2 separate regions of the Homo sapiens genome follow, and region 1 is linked to region 2. Evidence: read pairs that join two places in POLR2A ChIA-PET (ENCODE). Cell type or tissue: OCI-LY7. All regions are shown on one strand.

What was found. ChIA-PET counts read pairs that join two places held together with the same protein. Peaks named below come from ENCODE experiments on the same cell type or tissue, not always from the same donor. Only the 100,000 strongest peaks of a DNase experiment are listed, where the experiment ranks them.
Region 1: POLR2A ChIA-PET joins it to region 2 with 8 read pairs; 3 of 35 experiments call an interaction of 5 or more read pairs at or near these places.

The regions. Positions count from the first base shown.
Region 1 is chr10:92,598,645-92,602,644 of GRCh38, forward strand. The region is part of intron 1 of KIF11 (kinesin family member 11); the gene reads left to right. Among named protein-coding and RNA genes, the nearest start is that of KIF11, 7.5 kb to the left of the region's middle. In OCI-LY7, no CTCF peak of the experiment used is centred here; no DNase peak of the experiment used is centred here.
Region 2 is chr10:92,727,970-92,731,969 of GRCh38, forward strand. No RefSeq gene overlaps it. Among named protein-coding and RNA genes, the nearest start is that of HHEX, 40 kb to the left of the region's middle. RefSeq lists an enhancer at 1,911-2,010 and a silencer at 2,221-2,270. In OCI-LY7, no CTCF peak of the experiment used is centred here; a DNase peak (open chromatin) is centred at 2,122; H3K4me3 peaks cover 1,109 bases; H3K27ac peaks cover 1,857 bases.

The sequences.
Region 1 (4,000 bases), 130 kb before region 2:
ATAGGGATTACATTGAATCTATAGATCACTTTGGGTAGTATTGGCATCTTAACAATATTAAGTCTTTCAGTTCATGAACAAGGGATGTGTTTCCATTTATTTATGCCCCTTAATTTCTGCCAGCAGTTTTTTTTTGTTTGTTTTTGTTTTGAGATGGAGTTTCGCTCTTGTTGTCCAGGCTGGAGTGCAGTGGCACAATCTTAGCTCATTGCAACCTCCACCTCCCGAGTTCAAGTGATTCTCCTGCCTCAGCCTCCTGAGTAGCTGGGATTACAGGTATGTGGCACCACGACCAGCTAATTTTTGTATTTTTACTAGAGACAAAGTTTCACCATGTTGGTCAGGCTGGTCACGAACTCTTGACCTCAGGTGATCCACCCACCTTGGCCTCCCAAAGTGCTGGGATTATAGGCGTGAGCCACTGCGCCTGGCCTCAGCAGTGTTTTATAGTTTTCATTTTATAAGTCTTTCACCTCCTTGGTTAAATTAATTACTAATATTTTATTCTTTTTGGTGCTATTTTAAATTGAGTTGTTTTTGTAATTTCCTTTTTAGATTGTTCATTCTTAGTGTATAAAAATGTAACTGGAGGCTGGACGCAGTGGCTCTCACCTGTTATCCCAGCACTTTGGGAGGCAAGGTGGGCCTCCCAACTCCTGATCACGAGATCAGGAGTTCAAGGCCAGCCTGGCCAACATAGTGAAACCCTGTCTCTACTAAAAATACAAAAATTAGCCATGCATCGTGGCGCGTGCCTGTAGTCCCAGCTACTTAGGAGGCTGAGGCAGGAGAATCGCTTGAACCTGGAAGGTGGAGGTTGTGGTGAGCCAAGATCGTGCCACTGTACTCCAGCCTGGGCAACAGAGTGAGACTCTGTCTCAAAAAAAAAAAAAAAGAAAAAAGAAACGTCGCTGGATTTTGCTTGTTGACTTTCTATCCAGCTACTTTGCTGAATTCACTTATTAGTTCTAACAGTTTTTTTTTGTGTGTGTGTAATTTTAGAGTTTTCTTTTCTTTTTTTTTTTTTGAGATGGAGTCTCGCTTTGTTGCCAGGCTGGAGTGCAGTGGCGCGATCTCGGCTCACTGCAACCTCTACCTCCCAGGTTCAAGCAATTCTCCTGCCTCAGCCTCCCGAGTAGCTGGGACTACAGGCACACGCTACGACGCCCAGCTAATTTTTGTATTTTTAGTAGAGACGGGGTTTCACCATGTTGGCCAGGATGGTCTCGATCTCTTGACCTCGTGATCCACCTGCCTCAGCCTCCCAAAGTTCTGGGATTACAGCCGTGAGCCACTGTGCCTGGCTTTTTTTTTTTTTTAATTAACTATTGAACTTCTGTTTATTATTATTATTATTATTTATTTATTTATTATTTTTTGAGATGAAATCTCGGTCTGTTGCCCAGGCGGGAGTGCAGTGGTGTGATCTCGGCTCACTGCAACCTCCGCCTCCCGGGTTCAAGCAATTCTGTGCCTCAGCCTCCGGAGTAGCTGGGATTATAGGCGCTCGCCACCATGCCCGGCCAATTTTTGTATTTTTAGTAGAGATAGGGTTTCATCATGTTGGTCAGGCTGGTCTTGAACTCCTGACCTCGTGATCCGCCCGCTTCGGCCTCCCAAAGTGTTGGGATTACAGGCGTGAGCCACTGCACTTGGCCTTATTTTTATTATTTTTTTCATCAACTTTTAAGTTCTGGGGTACATGTGCATGATGTGCAGGTTTATCACATAGGTAAACCTGTGCCATCACAGTTTGCTGCACAGATCAACCCATCACCTAGCTATTAAGCCCAGCATCCACTAGCTATTCTTCTTGATGCTCTAGCTCCTTTTGCCCCACTGAATTTTAGGGTTTTCTTTCTTTTCTATTTTTTTTTCTTTTGAGACAGACTCTCGCTCTGTCACCAGGCTGGAGTGCAGTGGCACAATCTTGGCTCATTGCAACCTCTGCCTCCTGGGTTCAAGCGATTCTCCTGCCTCAGCCTCCCGAGTAGCTGGGACTACAGGCATGCGCCCATGCCTAGCTAAGTTTTTGTAGTTTTAGTAGAGACAGGGTTTCACTATGTTGGCAAGGCTGGTCTCAAACTCCTGACCTCAAGTCCCCTTGGGGTTCCTGAAGTACTGGGATTATAGGTGTGAGCCACCACGCCCGGCCAGATTTTCTATATAAAAGATCATATAATCTGCAGACAGATAATTTTACTTTTTCCTTTTCTTTCTTTTTTTCTTTTTTTGAGATGGAGTCTCGCTCTGTCGCCCAGGCTGGAGCGCGGTGGCGCCATCTCTGCTTACTGTTACCTCTGCCTCCTGGGTTCAAGCAGTTCTCTGCCTCAGCCTCCCAAGTAGCTGGGATTACATGCACATGCCACCACGCCCAGCTAATTTTTGTATTTTTAGTAGAGATGGGAGTTCATCATCTTGGCTAGGCTGGTCTTGAACTCCTGACCTCGTGATCCATCCGCCTTGGCCTCCCAAAGTGCTGGGATTACAGGCATGAGCCACCGCTCTTGGCCCTCAACCTTTTCCTTTTCAATTTGGATGCCTTTTATTTTTATTTTTCTTCCTTTTTTTTTTGAGATGGAGTCTCGCTCTGTTGCCCAGGCTGGAATGCAGTGGTGCAATCTCTGCTCACTGCAACCTACGCCTCCTGGGTTCAAACGATTCTCCTGCCTCAGCCTTCCGAGTAGCTTGTACTACAGGCATGTGCCACCATAAACAGCTAATTTTTTTTTTTTCTCGTATTTTTAGTAGAGACGGGGTTTCGCCGTTTTAGCCAGGCTGGTCTCGATCTCCTGACCTCGCGATCCGCCTGCCTCAGCCTTCCAAAGTGCTGGGATTACAGGCGTGAGCCACCATGCCCGGCCCTTGTTTTTCTTTCTTGCCTAATTACTCTAGCTAGAACTTACAGTATTATGTCGAATGGAAGTGGCAAAAGTGGGCATTGGGCATCCTTGTCTTGCTCCTGTTCTTTTATTTGTTAGTTTGTTTGAGATCCTCCTGCCTCAGTTTCCTGAGTAGCTGGGACTATAGACACACTACTACACCCAGCTAATTAAAAAAATAATTTTTTTTTTTTTTTTAGAGATGGGGTCTCGCTATGTTTCCCATGCTGATCCTGAACTCCTGGCTTCGGGTGATCCTCTACTCTTACCCTCCCATAGTGCTGTGATTACAGGCATGAACCACTGTGCTGGCCCTGTTCTTGTTTTTAGAGGAACATTCTTCAGTCTTTGACCATCAATTATGTTTGCTGTGGGTTTTTCATATGTTGCTTTTATTTTGTTGAGGTAGTTTCACTCTATTCCTAGTTTGTTGAGCATTTTTATGACTAATGGGTTTTGAATTTTGTCACATGCTTTTCCTGCATCGATTGACATGATTCTGTGGTTTCCTTCATTCTGTTAATGTGGTATATTACATTGATCAATTTTTACATGTTGGACCATCCCTGTATTCCAGGAATAAATCCCACTTGGTCATGGTGTATAATCCTTGTGCTGCTCAGTTCAATGTGTTGGTATTTTGTTGAGGATTTTTTTTTATCAGTGTTCATAAGGGATAGTGATCTGTAGTTTTCTTGTAGTTGCCTTTGTCTGGCTTTGGTATCAGGGTAATGCTTGCCTCACAAAATGAGTTGGGAAGTGTTCTCTCCTTTGCCAGATTTTTTCTGGGAAAAGATTGAGAAGAACTGGTATTAGATCTTCTTGAAATGTTTTATAGAATTCACCTATGAAACTATCAGATCTAGGGCTTTTCTTTGTCAGGAGATTTTTGGTTAGTGAGTCCATCTCTTTACTGGTTATAGCTCCATTCAGAATTTCCATTTCTTTGTGATTTAGTCTTTGTAAGTATTGTGTTTCTAGGAATTTGTTCAGCTGGGTTATCCGATTTGTTGGCATACAATTGTTGAAAATACTCTTTCAACAATAAGAGAGAAGACACAAATAACTAGTTCTTTTGTTTCCAGTTCCTTAAGTTGTAAAGTTAGGGTGTTGATATG
Region 2 (4,000 bases):
TCTAAAGAAGCACTGATGAGAAGGCTACTGGGCCTGGGATTTTACTGTACTATCATGTAATCATTAACACATGTGGCTACTGTTTTCCTGCATTTTGATTTTCTTCTTGAAAGGAAGGACATGTCTGTGGGGTGGGGGTATTAGGGAAGTAAGGATGAGACCCAGCAGCAGTGACAGGAAAAGAGGATGCTATTACTAGCTGAGCCTGAAAACACTATCTTTATTGCCAGGAGTAAAAGTATTTGAAAGCACTAATAATGGCTTCAGTGAATACTCATCTTTTAAAAAAGAGCAAAGGATGGCGAGGACATAGTTCTCTCAAAGAGTGGAAGTCTTCTAGATTAGGGTTGTCCAATCTTTTCACTTCCCTGGGCCATGATGGAAGAAAAATTGTCTTGGGCCACACATAAAATACACTCACAGTAATGATAGGTGATGAGCTAAAAAAAAAAATTGCAAAAAAACCTCATAATGTTATAAGAAAGTTTATGAATTTGCATTGGGCTGCATTTAAAGCCATCCTGGGCCACGTGTGGCACATGGGCCGCGAGTTGGACAAGCTTGTTCTAGATCAAGGTTTCTCAACCTTGGAAATACTGGCACTTTGGGCTGGATAAGGCTCTGTTGTGGGGTGCCTGTCCTGTGCACTGTAGGATGTGTAGCCTTTTCCCAGTAGGTGCCAGCAGCACCCCTCACCCCCACAATTGTGATAACCAAAAAGATCTGTAGACATTGCCAAATGTCTCCTGGGGCACAAAATTGCCCCCAGTTGAGAACCACTGTCCTGGATGTACAGATTCAAATCTTAAGTAGCCTATTATGACTCTCTGCTGATCTCTTTTCCATCACCTCATTTAAGACACAATTCAACACATAGCTCTTCCAGGGGGCCCATCCTCACTGACTTCTTTGTCATCTGTCCTCCCTACATTAAGACCTTGGGTCTATACTATCTTCTCCTTCCTTCTCTTCTTCCTCTTCTCCCTTCTTGTTTTTTCATCCACAGAACTCTGTTCTGAGCAACTGTTCAATATCAACTTGTGAATTAACCAGGGAATTATTTCTCCTTTATGTTTGTGACAGACATCTATCTCAGAGGCAACCCAGACAAAATTTCCCAAATTATCCAAAAATAAAATGAATATTCTCTGATTAAAAACAGATGTCTAGGCCGGGCACAGTGGCTCATGCCTGTAATCCCAACACCTTGGGAGGCTGAGGGGCTGGATCACCTGAGGTCAAGAGTTCGAGACTAGTCTGGCCAACATGGTGAAACCCCGTCTCCACTAATAATACAAAAATTAGCTGGGTGTGGTGGTGGGTGCCTATAGTCCCAGCTACTCAGGAGGCTAAGACAGGAGAATTGCTTGAACCCGGGAGGCGGAGTTTGCAGTGAGCTGAGATAGAGCCACTGCACTGCAGCCTGGTCAACAGAGCTAGACTCAGTCTCAAAAACAAACAAACAAACAAACAACAGAAAAAAAAAAACACAGACATTTAGGCCAGGCACAGTGGCTTGTGCCTATAATCCCAACACATTGGGAGGCCAAGGAGGGAGGATTGCTTGAAACACAGAGTTCAAGACCAGCCTGGGCAATGTAGTGAGACCCTGTCTCTATGAAAAATAAGAGAGAGAGAGGGAGAGAGAAAGTAAAAAATACATGTCTAAATGGGGGCAGTTTAAATTTGAGGTGAGAAGTGGCAGGAAGAAGTGGCAGAATTACAGAAATTAAAAATAGCTCACACTCTGCAAGCACTTAATCCACTATATGCCACATGCATTATCTCATTTAATTCACACATTATCCCCATTTTGTAGAGGAGGAAATAGAGTTTTAGTGAAGTGAAGTAATTTGTGCAAGTTCCCAGAGTCGAACTGGCAGTGTGAGGATTTGAACCTGGGCAGCTTGATCCTGGGGTGGGTCCTCAGCCCCTGTTCACACAGTTAAAGTCCTAAAGGGGTGGAAGGTCACCAAATAAGGCTGAGGACCAAGGGCAGGATGACTTTTCAGGAGCTGTAAGAACAACTTGTCTGAATTCTAGAGGCCCCAGCTTTCAGTGTCTGGACCTATGCAAATCTGCAAGTGAATGTGGTCCTATTTCTTTGTTTCCATCTGTCTTAGTGAAACTGGCCCTGCTTAGCGGTGTGGAGTATTGCTTTCCCAGTTTAGAAAGTTAATTTATAAAGACAGCTGAAGTGAAGAATATGGTTCAAGAGGGTGCCTCAGCTAGCAGGTGCTGGGGGAGTGGGGTGGGGGTGGGGAATATAGGGCTGGAGAATCACGAAATAAATTAAATCTTTGACATTTGATGACTGTGGGAGAAAAACATGTGTGGACATAGATCCAAAGCCTTGGCAGTACCTATCCCTTACCTGTCCTAAGCCCCGTTTTTTGCTCATTTTGTATTTCTCATACGAAAGCACAAAGTTGTAGTTTCCAATTTCTTGGTGGCAAAATTGTGGCAAACATTGAAAAATATTTGAAAAAGATTTCCCTTTGCTCTTCTCCTTCTCCTTCTCCCTCTCCCTCTTCCTCTCCTTCTCCCTCCCCCTCCCTTCCTCCTCCTCCTCCTCCTCCTCCTCCTCCTCCTCCTCCTCCTCCTCCTCCTCCTCCTCCTTCTTCTTCTTCTTCTTCTTCTTCTTCTTCTTCTTCTTCTTCTTCTTCTTCTTCTTCTTCTTCTTCTTCTTTCTTCTTCTTCTTCTTCTGTGTTTGTTTTTTTGAGATGGAGTCTCACTCTGTTGCCAGGCTGGAGTGCAGTGGCTCGGCTCACTGCTGCAACCTCCGCCTCTGGGTTCAAGAGATTCTCCTGCCTCAGCCTCCCAAGTAGCACAGCCATCATGTCTGGCTAATTTTTGTATTCTTAGTAGAGACGGAGTTTTGCCATGTTGGCCAGGCTGGTCTTGAACTCCTCTCCTCAAGTGATTCACCTGCCTCAGCCTCCCAAAGTGCTGGGATTACAGGCGTGAGCCACCATGCCTGGCCTCTAGCCTCCTCTTGAGCCACCTTTTCTTCATACTGTGTTGCAGCCATACTGGCCTTTCCACTATTCCTGCCTCAGGACCTTTGCACATGATGGTTGCTTTACATGGGTGCTGACTCCTTTGCCCAGGTAAGCTCCTCAGGTCTTTGTTTACATATCACTTCCTCAGAGGGCCTTCCTGACTTCCTTCTCTAAACTGATTTCTTTCTTCACTATTCTCTCAGCACTTCTTTTTTTGGGGGAGGCAGGGAACACAGTCTCACTTTGTTGCCCAGGCTGGAGTGCAATGGTGTGACCTTGGCTCGCTGAAACCTCCAACTCCTGGGTTCAAGGGATTCTTTGCCTCAGCCTCCCAAGTAGCACACGCCATCATGCCTAGCTAATTTTTGTATTCTTGTAGAGACGGGGTTTCACCATGTTGGCCAGGCTGGTCTCAAACTCCCGTCCTCAAGTGACCTACCTGCCTTAGCCTCCCAAAGTGCTGGGATTACAGGCGTGAGCCATGATGCCTGGCCTTCTCAGCACTTCTTTTGGAGAATTTTCCATAACTTAATGTTTGTCTCCCAACTACACTATAAGTTCCCTGAGAACAGGGACTTAGCATTCCATATGGCAATGGCACACAATGGCCTGGCACACAGTGTTTTATAAATATTTGTTGAGGGAATACATGAAGTCTAGACTGAATATTTGGTTGATTTGGAAGCAGTTGTGTGTTTCCTGCCTTTTAACTTTAAAAATGTGTGAAAATTTTCAAATGTACATAAAATTAGAATAATACAACGAGCTTTTATATACACATCACCTAGATTCACCAATTGTCAAGATTTTGCCACATTTACATGATTTTTTCCCTTTTTTAACTTAAAATTTTCCCTAGCCTTCTAAAGGCACAGAAACATTAGCTACCATTCATTGTGTTTACTATGTGCCAGTAAATGTGCTACATGTTTCTTTCTTTCTTTTTCTTTCTTTCTTTCTCTTTCTTTCTTTCTTTCTCTCTCTCTCTCTCTCTCTC